3 separate regions of the Homo sapiens genome follow, and regions 1 and 2 are each linked to region 3. Evidence: read pairs that join two places in POLR2A ChIA-PET (ENCODE). Cell type or tissue: PC-9. All regions are shown on one strand. Each heading gives the region's core, and the rest is flanking DNA. Links, peaks and the distances in the headings are about the cores only. Region 1 has its middle 5.7 kb from the start of SRSF1. Region 2 overlaps C17orf67 (chromosome 17 open reading frame 67). Region 3 overlaps AKAP1-DT (AKAP1 divergent transcript).

Evidence for each region. Peaks named below come from ENCODE experiments on the same cell type or tissue, not always from the same donor. Only the 100,000 strongest peaks of a DNase experiment are listed, where the experiment ranks them.
Region 1: POLR2A ChIA-PET joins it to region 3 with 5 read pairs; 5 of 35 experiments call an interaction of 5 or more read pairs at or near these places.
Region 2: POLR2A ChIA-PET joins it to region 3 with 8 read pairs; 2 of 35 experiments call an interaction of 5 or more read pairs at or near these places.

Annotation. Positions count from the first base shown.
Region 1 is chr17:58,010,637-58,015,246 of GRCh38, forward strand. No RefSeq gene overlaps it. Among named protein-coding and RNA genes, the nearest start is that of SRSF1, 5.7 kb to the left of the region's middle. In PC-9, for the core only: no CTCF peak of the experiment used is centred there; no DNase peak of the experiment used is centred there.
Region 2 is chr17:56,815,018-56,819,530 of GRCh38, forward strand. C17orf67 (chromosome 17 open reading frame 67) reads right to left here. Exons shown (of 8, transcript NM_001085430.4): 5 at 739-993. The coding sequence starts at 793. Among named protein-coding and RNA genes, the nearest start is that of C17orf67, 17 kb to the right of the region's middle. In PC-9, for the core only: no CTCF peak of the experiment used is centred there; no DNase peak of the experiment used is centred there.
Region 3 is chr17:57,078,075-57,082,684 of GRCh38, forward strand. AKAP1-DT (AKAP1 divergent transcript) reads right to left here. Exons shown (of 3, transcript NR_186437.1): 2 at 1,213-1,336; 3 at 220-629. Among named protein-coding and RNA genes, the nearest start is that of AKAP1-DT, 4.7 kb to the right of the region's middle. RefSeq lists an enhancer at 977-1,715. In PC-9, for the core only: no CTCF peak of the experiment used is centred there; a DNase peak (open chromatin) is centred at 2,837.

The DNA of each region.
Region 1 (4,610 bases), core at 427-4,426, 930 kb after region 3:
TTTCTTTCTGTTCTTTTATACATCAGTTTAAATTTATGCAGGCAAAGCTTCTGTTAATCATAAGTCAATGATAACTGAAGTGATAACTGAAATCAGTAGTTTATAATTGGATAGTTCATTTTAAGAAGGGATGAGACAATACACATAGGTACTTTTAATTTCAAGGTAATTTCATTCCAGAAAAATATAATTGAATTTGCTTTTTGTTTGTTTGTTTGAGGTGGAGTCTCGCTCTGTCACCCAGGCTGAAGTACAGTGGCAGGATCTCGGCTTACTGCAATATCCTCCACCCAGGTTCAAGTGATTCTCGTGCCTCAGCCTCCTGAGTAGCTGGGACTACAGGCATATGCCACCACGCCTGGCTAATTTTTATATTTTTAGTAGAGATGGGGTTTCATCATGTTGGCTAGGCTGGTCTTGAACTCCTGACCTCAAGTGATCTGCCCACCTTGGCTTCCCAAACTGCTGGGATTACAGGCATGAGCCACCACACCCAACCTGAATTTGCTTTGATTTATTCTTGTCTAATTTAATGCAGTAATTTCTGATTTTGTTCAGTTCAGCACAGTACAAAGTAAAACTTAATTGAGAGTGAATAGGACATTCTTATTTCTGTTGGCATCTTTTTTTGTATTTGAATGTAACCAACTGTTCTGGAGTTGATGATGAGGTCAGTATATGGCAGGAAAAGTCTTGACGGCTGTTTTATCAGGTCTTGCAGGATGGCGTTAGCTTTGTGATGATTACAATTAAGGATGTTACCAGTTATCCAGAGTTAACATATTTCAGTCCACAAGAGTAAAACATCAAAAAAGCAAGTAAACAATTTATTTGGAAATAAGAACAAAACAAGGTGAATCATTTTGAGGGATATTTCATTCAGATCCTGAGACCTGATAAACGATCCCTGCCCCCACAGCAAAGTATTTCTCTCCAAGACAGGAAAATTCACAGCACCTGGATTCTGTGTCTCTGTTCCTGGGCAGTGCTGGGTAGAGACTGGCAATTATCTTTCTACAGGCTAATCTTCACACAGTTCTCTAAACAATATACTAGATGGTTGATTCCTTTTGTGCTGAGCAAATTACAACCACTTCCAGTTTTGCCTCCTAAGATTACATTCTCATCTTAATTGGAGTTTGAGGGTTTTCTAAACTCCTTAGTTATACATTCACTGGCATTTTTATTAATTGCTGCCACAACCAGCTGATTTAGTAAGCATGGACTTTACCAACTTCATTGTCGGAAGCAACCTAATTTTTAACACTATTACTGTTTATTAAAAGTTCCTTCCTCCAAGAGAAACTTTTTAAATACTTTTGATTCAATCCAATAATCTCAGGAGGAGACTTTTAAAAGTTCATGGAAAATGTGTATTATGAACAAATCATGCATGGATTTCAAAATTTTTTTACACCAAAATAAACTCATACTAACTTGTTATAACATGTATGAACAGGATCTAGTTTGAGGTACTAAAAAGAATAAGACATATGTTTGAAAAGAGCCCCTATCAGAGCAACATGTATTCTGTTAAAATTGAAGCAAGGACAAACATCAAATTTATGATGAACCTTGGGTGAAAAAATGGTGAAATCATTAATTCTTTACCAAAAGTTTATGGGCACAATGCCTCAAAGAAATCAGTATTTTATAATTGGAGAGTTCACTTTAAGAAGGGATGCTGGGCGCGGTGGCTCACGCCTGTAATCCCAGCACTTTGGGAGGCCGAGGCAGGCGGATCACCTGAGGTCGGGAGTTCAAGACCAGCCTGACCAACATGGAGAAACCCCGTCTCTACTAAAAATACAAAATTAGCCAGGCGTGGTGGCACATGCCTGTAATCCCAGCTACTAGGGAGGGTGAGGCAGGAGAATCACTTGAACCTGGGAGGTGGAGGTTGCGGTGAGCTGAGACCGCGCCATTGCACTCCAGCCTGGGCAACAAGAGCAAAACTCCGTCTCAAAAAAAAAAAAAAAAGGGATGAGACACTGTTGAAGAGGAAGCCTGCAGTGGCAGACTACCCACATCAATTTGCAAGGAAAAAATTAATCTTGTCATGCTTGAAGGCAATAATAAATACAGTGGTCCGTTTTCAAGACAAAATGCCTTACATGGGCTTAGGTCAGCAAACTACAGAAGAAACAGAACATACTAGACCCCTACTTGGACAGCTGATGCCTGCTTGTCAGCCTCCCTCTTCCCCCGCACTTCTCTTTCCCCCCTTAGTTGCCTTCACCCAAACCAAAAAAGTTTAGTATAAGATGAAAGTTTACTAGTCTGCAAAATAGCTCATTTTGTCTTCTCTTATCAGCCTGCCCAGCTACTTAGGTCATAAGTTAAATACTTGAATTGCCCCTGACCTAACTAGGATTGCAATGCATTGTGGGCTGCAATAAAATGCAGCAAGACAACCCTAAGAAAACCCTAAAGCCCCTACCCGACAATTAATAGTCAATGTCTGGGAAGATTGTGACCCCATAGTACGCAGCCTGTGAGAAACCAGGGGAGGGACCTGCACACTAGGGGATAAATTGCTTGTTAAAAAACTGTGCTGGGGGCCAGGTGTGGTGGCTCACGCCTGTAATCCCAGCACTTTGGGAGGCTGAGGCAGGCAGATCATGAGGTCAAGAGACCATCCTGGCCAACGTGGTGAAACCCCGTCTCTACTAAAAATACAAAAATTAGCTGGGCATGGTGGCATGCACCTGTAGTCCCAGCTGCTCGGGAGGCTGAGGCAGGAGAATCACTTGAACCTGGGAGGTGGAGGTTGCAGTGAGCTGAGATTGCGCCACTGCACTCCAGCCTGGTTGACAGAACAAGACTCCGTCTCAAAAAAAACAACTATGCTGGGGCCTGGTGTGGTGGCTCACACCTGTAATCCCAGCACCTTGGAAGGCTGAGGCGGGTGGATCACCATATGTCAGGAGTTTGAGACCAGCCTAGCCAACATGGCAAAACTCCATCTCTACTAAAAATACAAAAATTATCTGGGCATGGTGGCAGGTGCCTATAATCCCAGCTACTTGGGAGGCTGAGGCAGGAAAATCACTTGAACCTGGGAGACGGAGGTTGCAGTCAGCCAAGATCGTGCCACTGCACCCCAGCCTGGGTGACAAGAGCAAAACTCCATCTCAAAAAAATAAAATTTAATTTAAAAAAAACTGTGCTGGGTGTGCCTGTCTATCAGACACCCAATCTTGCAAGACTGTCATTAAAAGTCTCACTTTTGCTGTTCTCTGGGTCTCTGAGACAATTCTTTGGGTTTGGATGGGTAAGTTTGTTTCTCACATGCTCTCATAAAAGACGACCAACAATTAATAGCAGAAACCAAAGCCAATACCATAGACATCTCAATTGGTTTGGCTCACACAATTCTAACTGAAAAATTTAAGCTGAGCAAATTTTCCACTCAAAGGTTACTAAAACTGCACACCCAGATCAGCTGCACACAAGAGCAGAGCTTTCCATGGAGATTTTAAACAAGTGCGATCAAGATCCTGAAGCATTTTTTTGAAGAATTGTAACAGGACATGAAACATGGTTTTACCAGTACAATCCTGAAGGCAAAGTATAATCAAAACAATGGATACTAGGAGGTGGAAGTGGTCCAGTCAAAGCAAAAATGGATCAGTCCCAGAGCAAAGATCATGGCACCAGTTTTTTTTGGCTGCTCAAGGCATTTTGCTTGTTGACTTTCTGGAGGGCCAAAGAATGATAATTTGTGCTTATTATGAGAATAAGCAGATATGCTTATTATGAGAAAGCCAAAACTTTAGCAAAAAAAAAAAAAAAAAAAAACTGCCCAGGAAAGCTTCACTGGAGAGTTCCCCACCATGACAATGCTCCTGCTCATTCCTCTCAAGCAAGGGCAATTTTGCAAGAGGTTTAATGGGAAATCATTAGGCATCCACCTGGCAGTCTTTATTTGACTCCTTCTGACATCTTTTTGTTTCTTAATCTTTAAAAATGTTTAAATGGCACCCCTTTTTTTTTTTAATAATAATGTGAAAAAGGGCTGGGCACGGTGGCTCATGCCTGGAATCCCAGCACTTTGGGAGGCCAAGGTGGGCAGATCACCTGAGGTCAGGAGTTCAAGACCAGCCTGGCCAACATGGTGAAACCCCGTCTCTACTAAAAATACGAAAAATTAGCCAGGTATGGTGGCGTGCGCCTGGAATCAGCTACTCGTGGGGGCTGAGACAGGAGAATCACTTGAATCCGGGAGGCAGAGGTTGCAGTGAGCTGAGATTGCACCACTACACTCCAACCTGGGCGACAGAGTGAGACTCCATCTAAAAAAAATAAACAAAATAAATTTTAAAAAATTTAAAAAGTGAAAAAGAGTACATTGACATGGTTAAATTCCCAGGACCTGAAGTTCTTTAGGGATGGACTAAATGGCTGGTATCATTACTTATGAAAGTGTCTTGAGCTTGATGGAGCTTATATGGAGAAATAAAGTTTTTATTTTTATTTTTTAATTCCATTTTTTCCATAAACTTCCTGAAGTTCCCTCATATTAGTGTCAGCACCATACTTTACCCTGGAAATGATTACTTGGGGGGTAGGAGAAGAAAGAAATTCAAAGAGTTAACTGCTGTAAGAGC
Region 2 (4,513 bases), core at 1-4,000, 260 kb before region 3:
ATGAGCCATCTCAACAGTCCAAGGCAAAAGATTTGCAAGTTCAATTTTGGTTAAAACATGAAAGTTCTTTCCCGGGGACCTGTCCCAAAGGATGCAGCATTCCAGAGGGCTCAGGAAGGAATTTTGAATTGTTTCTAACATGATTACTCAGAGCAAAAGCTGCACAACCTAAACATATTTACTGATTGCAATGGTCCATCTCTTTGAAAGTGGGTATTAATTTAATGAATCTTCAGTTCACTGGTCTGTGTGTCTTAGGTTTGCTTTCATGGAAGTTTTTTTTAATCCTCACTACACTAAATCAAGTTTAAAGTCATTACTGGAAGATGCCCAGTGATAATAAGATTATGTTAAACTTGATCATCACAACCCCTCAAAGAAGATAGTATAAAAGTGCTTTGATAATTACTTGCAAATTCTAAAAGATATTATCATCATAAAAATATATCAAATTTTGGTGATCTCATATAAACTCTAAAATAAGCTATTAGAAGCTGAAGATTTATCAGCATTTTTGAGAATTAGTGCTCAAATACATTTAAAGATTTTTAAAAAATATATAACATCTTTAATGATAAAAATTCTGGAAGCCTACTCTTATGGAAAAATAAGAAAAGAAAGAGCATTGAAATATCTATATACACTATATATTATTTAAAATTAAAAAATTAAATATCAAATAGACTATTATTTATCATGTCAGCATAGAAATAGGCTGTTTTTGGAGTCAGTGCCCACCTGAGAAGACAGTCAGTAAGGTAAGAGACAGCACGAGCACAGGCAATGTCTTCATCCTGCCTTGGTTCCTCTGCCTCTTGCTGAGTGAATCCTCCCAGACTGAGTCAGCCAACTTGAAGGAAGCCATGCCAGGCCCTGCGCTTGTTTATGCTTTGACTAACGGGACTTACGGTATGATGCTGAATGTATCTGACTCTGAGCGTTTTAGTAATGACCACTGAAATATTTTCCTCCGAATTCCTGTAAATTTTCATCCTGAGGAAGGAAATTGTTCCTCTGTAATATGACTTTCAGAGCTTGAATCTGAAAAAGCAACATGTGATATTCACTTCATTTAAACAGACAGATAAGCACCAGACAGATGTTTGTGAGTGTTTCTCTGGAGCTTCCATTTATGCTCCTGTTTCATTGAGAATTCATGATCTATTACACATTTGTATCTTTTAGGACATTTTTCTAAAGCCCATTCACCAGTCTAATTTGATCTTCCCAATAATCTCAGAGGTAGGCAGGGAAATTAGCAAGGGGCATGATGAGTGGGGAAAAACAATTTTCAGCTGACTTTAGAGACAGAAAAACAGAGTTCAAATCCTAGCTTCAATTTTTTCTAGCAATGTAGCCTTAGGTAAGTGACTTACCCTTTCTGAACTTCAGTTTCCTCCCCTGTCAAAAGGAGATAAGAGCACCTACCTTGTGGGGTGCAATAAAGGATGAGGGGAAAGCTATGACCTTCATGGCAGCTAGTACTATTCATCGTCCACTTCCATCTTACAGTAAGAAAAGTGAGATTCAAAGATGTGAAATCAAGTTCAAGTTCACACATTATGGATGCCAAGGTAGAGCCTACGTCTTCTGTCTTCAAACCTAGATCATGTGCTCTTCCCAGTAAGCCCCATAACCTCAGGGACAACTCCTCATCTTTTACAGGGCCTCACGCAACATGCTGTCATAAGACTGGAACCAGCCATGCTCCAGATTCAAGGGTATTTTTATAAGGACAACAAAAGTTTAAGAAGCTGAAGTCATTTCAAATTCAAATCATCTATAAATATCACATGAAGAAAGTTTCTTGTTTTGTTTTGGTTTGGTTTGGCTTGGTTTGGTTTGGTTTGGTTTTGAGATGGGGGTCTCACTCTGGGTCTCACTTCAGGCTGGTGTGCAGAGGCTCACTGCAGCCTCTAACTCCCAGACTCAAGCGATCCTTCCACCTCAGCCTCCCGAGTAGCTGGGACTACAGGCACGCACCACAACACTCAATTAACTTTTTTATTTTTTTATTTTGTAGAGACAGGGTCTCACTATTTTGACCAGGTTGGTTTCAAACTCCTGGGCTCAAGTGATCCTCCTGCCTCAGCCTCCCAAAGTGCTGGGATTACAGGCATGAGACACTGCTCTCAGCCTAAGAAATTCAATACATGATTAAAATATGTCTGGAAAGCATGTGACATTTATTTGGATAAAATTCTGTATTCAGAGAGATGATCTGATGTTTCTGTGGTCACTTTGCCAGCTCAAAAGAAAACAATACCCTATGTGTATTTCTCCAAATTTATGCTAATGTGTAACTGATATTAAACCTGAATGTGCTGCCCACACAGTCAACATAAAGATATTTTGAGCAGATTGTAAACAAGAAAAAAAAGATCATGCAATGTTAGCAAAGTTGTCTCACATGTTCATTTGCTCAAATATATATATATATAAGTAAATTTTTTTTTTGAGACAGGGTCTCATTCTGTTGCCCAGGCAGAAGTGCAGTGGTGCAATCACAGCCCACTACAGCCTCAACCTCCTGAGCTCATGATCTCCCATCTCAGCCTCCTGAGTATCTGGGACTACAAGTGTGCATCTCCATGCCCAGCTGATTTTTTTTCTTCCTTGCAGAGATAGGGGCTCACTATGTTAGCCAGGCTGGTCTCAAACTCGCAGGCTCAAGTGATCCTCCTGCTTCAGCCTCCCAAAGTGCTGGAATTACAGGCAAGAAAGAATTACTGCACCTGGCCCATTTGCTCAAAATTCAATATTTGATTTCATGCACTCTGCTGCTATTAACATCCTTCTGTTTTCACATAATTTTCAATAACTAAGGAATTTTAGAGCATTTTTTTTTTTGAAACATGGTCTCCCTCTGTCACCTAGGCTGGAGTGCACGAACTTGGCTCAGTACAGCCTCAACCTCCCAGGCTTAAGTGATCTTCCTACCTCAGCCTCACTAGTAGCTGGGACTACACGCATGTGCCACCATGCCCAGCTAATTTTTGTATATTTTTGTAGAAATGGGTTTTGCCATATTGCCCAGGCTGGTCTCAAACTCTTGAGCTCAAGCAATTCTCCTACCTTGGCCTCCAAAAATGCTTGAATTACAGATGTGAGCCAACACGTGCAGCTAGTAGCATTATTTAAAAAAAAAAAAAAGAAAAAAGAAAAATTGTCACGTTAAACAGCTTGAGTTTTGTATGTGTATATTCAAATTTTTCACTCCTTTTACTCTTTGTGGTTGGATAGAACACTATTTTGTTTTATCATATCAAATAAATATCTTCTGTGGGCCAGAAACAAAATCTATACTTAGCTATAAATTTCTAATGTGTCCAATGTAAATTTACAATAGAAGTATTTTTTGGCCAGACATAGTAGCTCACACCTATAATCTTAACACTTTGGGATTCCAAGGTCAGAGGATCACTTGAGCCCGGGAGTTCAAGCCTGCAGTGAGCAATGATTATGCCACTACACTCAAGTCTGGACAACAGAACAAGACCCTGTCTCCAAAAAAAAATATTTTTTTAAATTTTGCAACTTTTGTCTATATCAGCACTGTCCGATAAAAACATAAAGCCACAGATGCAAACAACATATGTAATTTAAATTTTTTCAGTAGCCACTTTTTTTAAGTAAAAAGGTTAAATATTTTAATATTATATTTTAACATGATGAAATATCCAAAATATTATTATTTTAACACATAATCAATATAAACAAGTTGTCAATGAGAGATTTTATGCCTTTTTTTGTACTAAACCTTCAAGATCTGGTGTAGATTTTACACTTATACATTTCAAGTGCTCGGTAGCCACATGTGGCTAGTGCTACCATATTAGACAACATGGATCTAGATCCTTCCGTCTCTAATGCCACCACCCAAGTCTAGGCCATTGTTTCCCTCACCCAGCTTCTGGCACCAGGCTCCCAAATGGGATTCTAGTTTCCCTCCCTGTTCACTTCAATCTGTTCTCCAGGTAGCAGCAAGGATGAAATAGAAAGTATCAGTTAGACCTCATCACTTCCATGCATAAGATCTTTCCTCATCTTCCCATGAGAGTCAGAATAAAATTAAAATCCCTACCAAGCACAACAGGACCCTGTGTTTTTTGTGCCTACTGCCCTTTCCAACCTTACTCCAACCACTCCCCTCCTGCTCACTGCCATCTGGCCACACTCACTCACTTTCAGCTTAACAAGCCCACTCCCGCCTCAGGACCTTTGCATGTGCTTTTTCTCCCTCTTTTAATGACTGGATCTATCTCATCCTTCAGGTTTCAATTTGAAATTTCTCCTACTCAGGAAAGCCTGCCCTTACCAGCCTTCTTAATAAAAAGTTCCCTGCCCCCACCACCACCACTCTCCATCTCACAGCACTCACCATAATTTATACGTATTGCATTTATTTACTTTTTAAAAATCTGTCTCCTTCACTGGTAAGCTTTAAGCAAGCTTGTATTATTTTTATAATTTTTTAAAGCATAAGGCAACCTCTGGTGGACTGAGGTGGTGA
Region 3 (4,610 bases), core at 463-4,462:
TGCCTGGGTAGCAGGCCCCTTCATCACAGCCCCCGGATGGGGCTCCTGCCCTGGGAAGCCAGGGCACCTGAGGTTCAGAGGGGAGTCAGCGGACAGCCCTCTTTTATCATGTTCTGAATGACATCACGTTCCCTTTTACCAACTGCTGTCCATGGTTCAAGAAAGAAGGGCACTGTGTTAATTTCCTAGGGCCTCTGTAACAAAATACTGCAAACTGAGTGGCTTAAGACAGCAGAAATTTATTGTATCACAGTTCTAGTGGGAAGAAGTCCAAATCAAGGTGTCAGCAGGGCCATGCTCCCTCTCTGAAACCTGTAGGGGAATCCTTCTTTGCCTCTTCCTTACTTCTGGTGGTTTGCTGGCGATCTGGCATTCTTTGGCTTATAGATATATTAATCCAATTTTCTGTCGTCACATGGTGCTGTCTCTGTGTCTCCCTGCCTTCACATGGTTGTCTTCTGTTTTTTTTTTTTTTGAGATGGAGTCTCGCTCTGTCACCCAGGCCGGAGTACAGTGGCGCGATCTCGGCTGACTGCAACCTCCGCCTCCTGGGTTCACACCATTCTCCTGCCTCAGCCTTCCGAGTAGCTGGGACTACAGGCGCCCACCACCATGCCCGGCTAATTTTTCTGTATTTTTAGTAGACACAGGGTTTCACCATGTTAGCCAGGATGGTCTCGATCTCCTGACCTCACGATCTGCCCACCTTGGCCTCCCAAAGTATTGGGATTACAGGCATGAGCCACCGCGCCCGACCAAAACATAATTTGCCCAGGCTGGAGTGTGGTGGCACCATCACAGCTCACTGCAGCCTCAACCTTTCATGCTCAGGTGATCCTCCCACCTCAGCCTTCCAAGTAGTTGGGACCACAGGCACATGCCACCATGCTGCACTAGTTTTTTGTATTTTTAGTAGAGACAGGGTTTCACCGTGTTAGCCAGGATGGTATTGATCTCCTAACCTTGTGATCCACCCGCCTCGGCCTCCCAAAGTGCTGGGATTACAGGTGTGAGCCACTGCGCCCGGCCTGGTTGTCTTCTTATAAAGACGCCAGTCACACTGGAGTAGGGGTCTAATCTATCCCAGGATGACCTCAGCTTAACTAATTACATTTGCAATAACCCTGTTCCCACATAAGGTCACGTTCTGAGGTACTGGGGGTTAGGGTTTCAACGTTCTTTTGAAGGGACCTAATTCCACCCATAACAGACCTGTTTCTGTATAAACTGCTCCCTTGGTCTCTGGATTTGCCTCCAGTGGCAGTTGGTTAATCCATGGGTTCCAAGTCAGATGGCTTGGGTGAAAATCTTGCCATCGCTCTTGTGTGACTAAGGTCTGTGGAACAGAAATACAGTGATACAGATTGCTGTGATACAGAAATAAATACAGATAACAAGAGTATCTAGTATTTGAGGTTGATGGAGGATTAGGATAAAGGACTCTGCATGGTGCTGGGCATTAAGTGCTCATTAAGCCTTAGTTACTTAAGTGCCATTAGTATTGTTATTCCCCCAGCTCTTTCCATTGACTTCTCTAGGAGTGGGTTATTTATTCTTCCCTGCAGGCACACATGGTCCTGGGGCATAACCAAATGCATCTCCATTTTAAGAGAACTGGGAGTGGGGCGGAGTGTGGGAGGGCTCCTTCAGTGTATACATATAAAGGAGACAGTTCGTATTTATTAGCACTAAAAAAGTTCTTTCTGTAGATGCTTCCAATAGAAAAGTAGGGCATTTCTCAAACATGTGCCCCTGAAATTGGAGGGACTGCCAAGAGAAGAAAACCAACTGACTAATTTTTTTTTTGAGACAGAGTCTTGTTATGTTGCCCAGGCTGGAGTGCAGTGGTGTGATCATAGCTCACTGCAACCTTGAACTCCTGGGCTCAAGACATCCCTCCACCTCAGTCTCTGGAGTAGTTAAGACTACAGGAGTGCACCACCACATCCAGCAAATTTTTTTAAATTTTTTTGAGACAGGGTCTCACTCTGTTGCCCAGGCTGCTATGCAGTGGCACAATCACAGTTCACTGCAGCCTCAGCCTCCTGGAGTCAGGCAGATCCTCCTGCCTCAGCCTCCTGAGTAGCTGGGACTACAGGTGAGCACCACCATGCCCAGCTAATGTTTTTTATTTTTTGTAAGAGACAGGGTCTTCTTATGTTGCCTAGGCTGGTATTGAACTCCTAGGCTCAAGCACTCCTCCTGCGTCAGCCTCCCAAAGTGTTGGGATTACAGGTGTGAACCACCGCACCTGGCCACGTATCGAGCTAATTTCTAAAATTTTCTTGTAGATATACGGTCTTGCTACATTGCCCATGCTGCTCTTGAACTCCTAGCCTCAAGAGATCTTCCTGCCTTGCCTCTCAAAGCTCTGGGATTATATAGGTATGAGCCACTGCACCCGGCTCATTAACTAGCTAACTGTTTTTTGTTTTTGTTTTTTCTTTTTTTGAGACAGAGTCTCACTTTGTTGCCTGGGCTACAGTGCAGTGGTGTGATGATAGCTCATTACAGCCTCAACCTCCTGGGCTCAAGCAATCCTCCCACCTCAGCTCTGCAAGTAGCAAGGATTAAAGGCAAGTACCAGCCTGTTTAGCTAATTTTTAAAATTTTTGTAGAGATGGGGTTTTGCCATTTTGTCCAGGCTGGTCTTGAACTCCTGGGCTCAAGCGATCCTTCTGCCTTGGGCTCTCAAAGTGCTGGGATTACATGCATGAGAATTAACTACCTTTTAAAAAGAGACTCACAAGGTGGCATTTACCTTGATGGATTTTCCCATGGTCCTGTGTCAAGCCCTCACTTAGCTTTAAAACAGGTTCAGAAACTTCACCATGTTCAAGTCCCAGAACTGAAAGCTGACTCATACTAAAAATATTCACATGATGTACAAGATACAGAAAATGAGAGAGGGTAGGTTATGTAATTTATAATGATAAAAATGTCATTGGTGGACCAGTGCCTTTCATCAGTCCGATCATGGCTTCTCTCCTTAGTGAGAATGATCAGAAGGCTGCTGGGTGGGTACAGAGTCAGAGTGAGGGGCTTGGGTCATAGAATTTAAATGAATAATAGCATTGGGTTCAGATCTGACTGGTTTGACTTCTCAGAGAGCCCAGCTTCTTGATTAAATGAGATTGGACACCTTCTTCCTTTCACAGACACTTACTACTTCTTCTATTTTTATTTTTATTTTTATTTTTTTGGTCTCCTTCGAATACTTTTATTTTTTACCTTCTTATTCTGACTGACATACTCCTTTCTGGATAAAATGTTTTGCTCTATTCACCAGATTCTAATTTGTTGTTGTTGTTGTTAAGGTCAGGATTAGAGTCTGATAGAAATGATCCATAACTAATCTGTACCGAAAAAAATGCCGTATTTATAAGATCATGCAAATGATTTCAGGGTGTTGTGGACAACCTTGATGTCCCAGGTTAAATTCCTATGCATCCTAGGTTAAAATTCCTGCCTTAGGCAGACCTTGCCCATTTTTGAGCTGACAAAGCTGAAGCCTAACAACCTTATCTTATTTTCCTCATGGCCAAGTTCTTAGGATCACCTTCCACCCTCACCTCTCTTCTCATTCCTCTACTTTCTAATCTTATATTAGGGCCACCGTGGTGACCTTGGAACTGTTCAGACCTTGTGGATACTTCCTCAGCCACAGGTACTGGGTTGAGGTCTAATGGTGATTGTAGTCAATCCTATTTTCTCACCTTTCCCCCTTTGACTTGTATCTTGCACTTTCTCTAGTATTCCAGTTAACACACTCCTCTTTTCTTCCCTCATTCCTTTTTTCTGGCAGGCTGTGCCCATGTCCCCTTGCATCGGGTATGACTGACATATTTCTCTCATTCACCGCCGGTCTTTGTCCTTCTTTCTCATAACCATATTCATAGCCCCATCTCGCTGTTTTACTCCTTCCATCTTCCTGTTTTTCTTTCCTACCAATGCTTCCAGGGCTTACATCCCTGGACATCATTTTCTCAGTTTCTTTCTATTCCTACCTCCACTACTGCTAAGCATTGCCTTTTTTTTTTTTCCTTTTTTTTTTTTTTTTTCCCCGAGATGGAATCTTGCTCTGTCACCCAGGCTGGAGTGCAGTGATGCGATCTCAGCTCACTGCAACCTCTGACCCCCAGGTTCAAGTGATTCTCCTGCCTCAGCCTCCCGAGTAGCTGGGATTACAGGTGCACAACATGCCTGGCTAACTTTTGTATTTTTAGTAGAGACAGGATTTCACCATGTTGGCCAGGCTAGTCTTGAACTCCTGACCTCGTGATCCACCGGCCTCAGCCTCCCAAAGTGCTGTGATTATAGGTGTGAGCCACCGTGCCCGGCCTAGCATTGTCTTTAATATATCTTTTTAAACATGATTTTCAAACCATATTTGTATTTCCCATTCAGACCACTCCTCTGAGCTCCAGACTTGCATATCCAACCTAATTACTATTTATACTTTGATGTCACAAAAACAATGGGTCAAAAATGAAACCAACACTTCTCTGCCTTCAGATTTCTCCTTCTCAGGAAATTGCACCCCAGTTCACATTGTAACTCAAGCCAGAAGAATCATCATTCATTGCATTCATTGTTCCTTTTTCTTTACC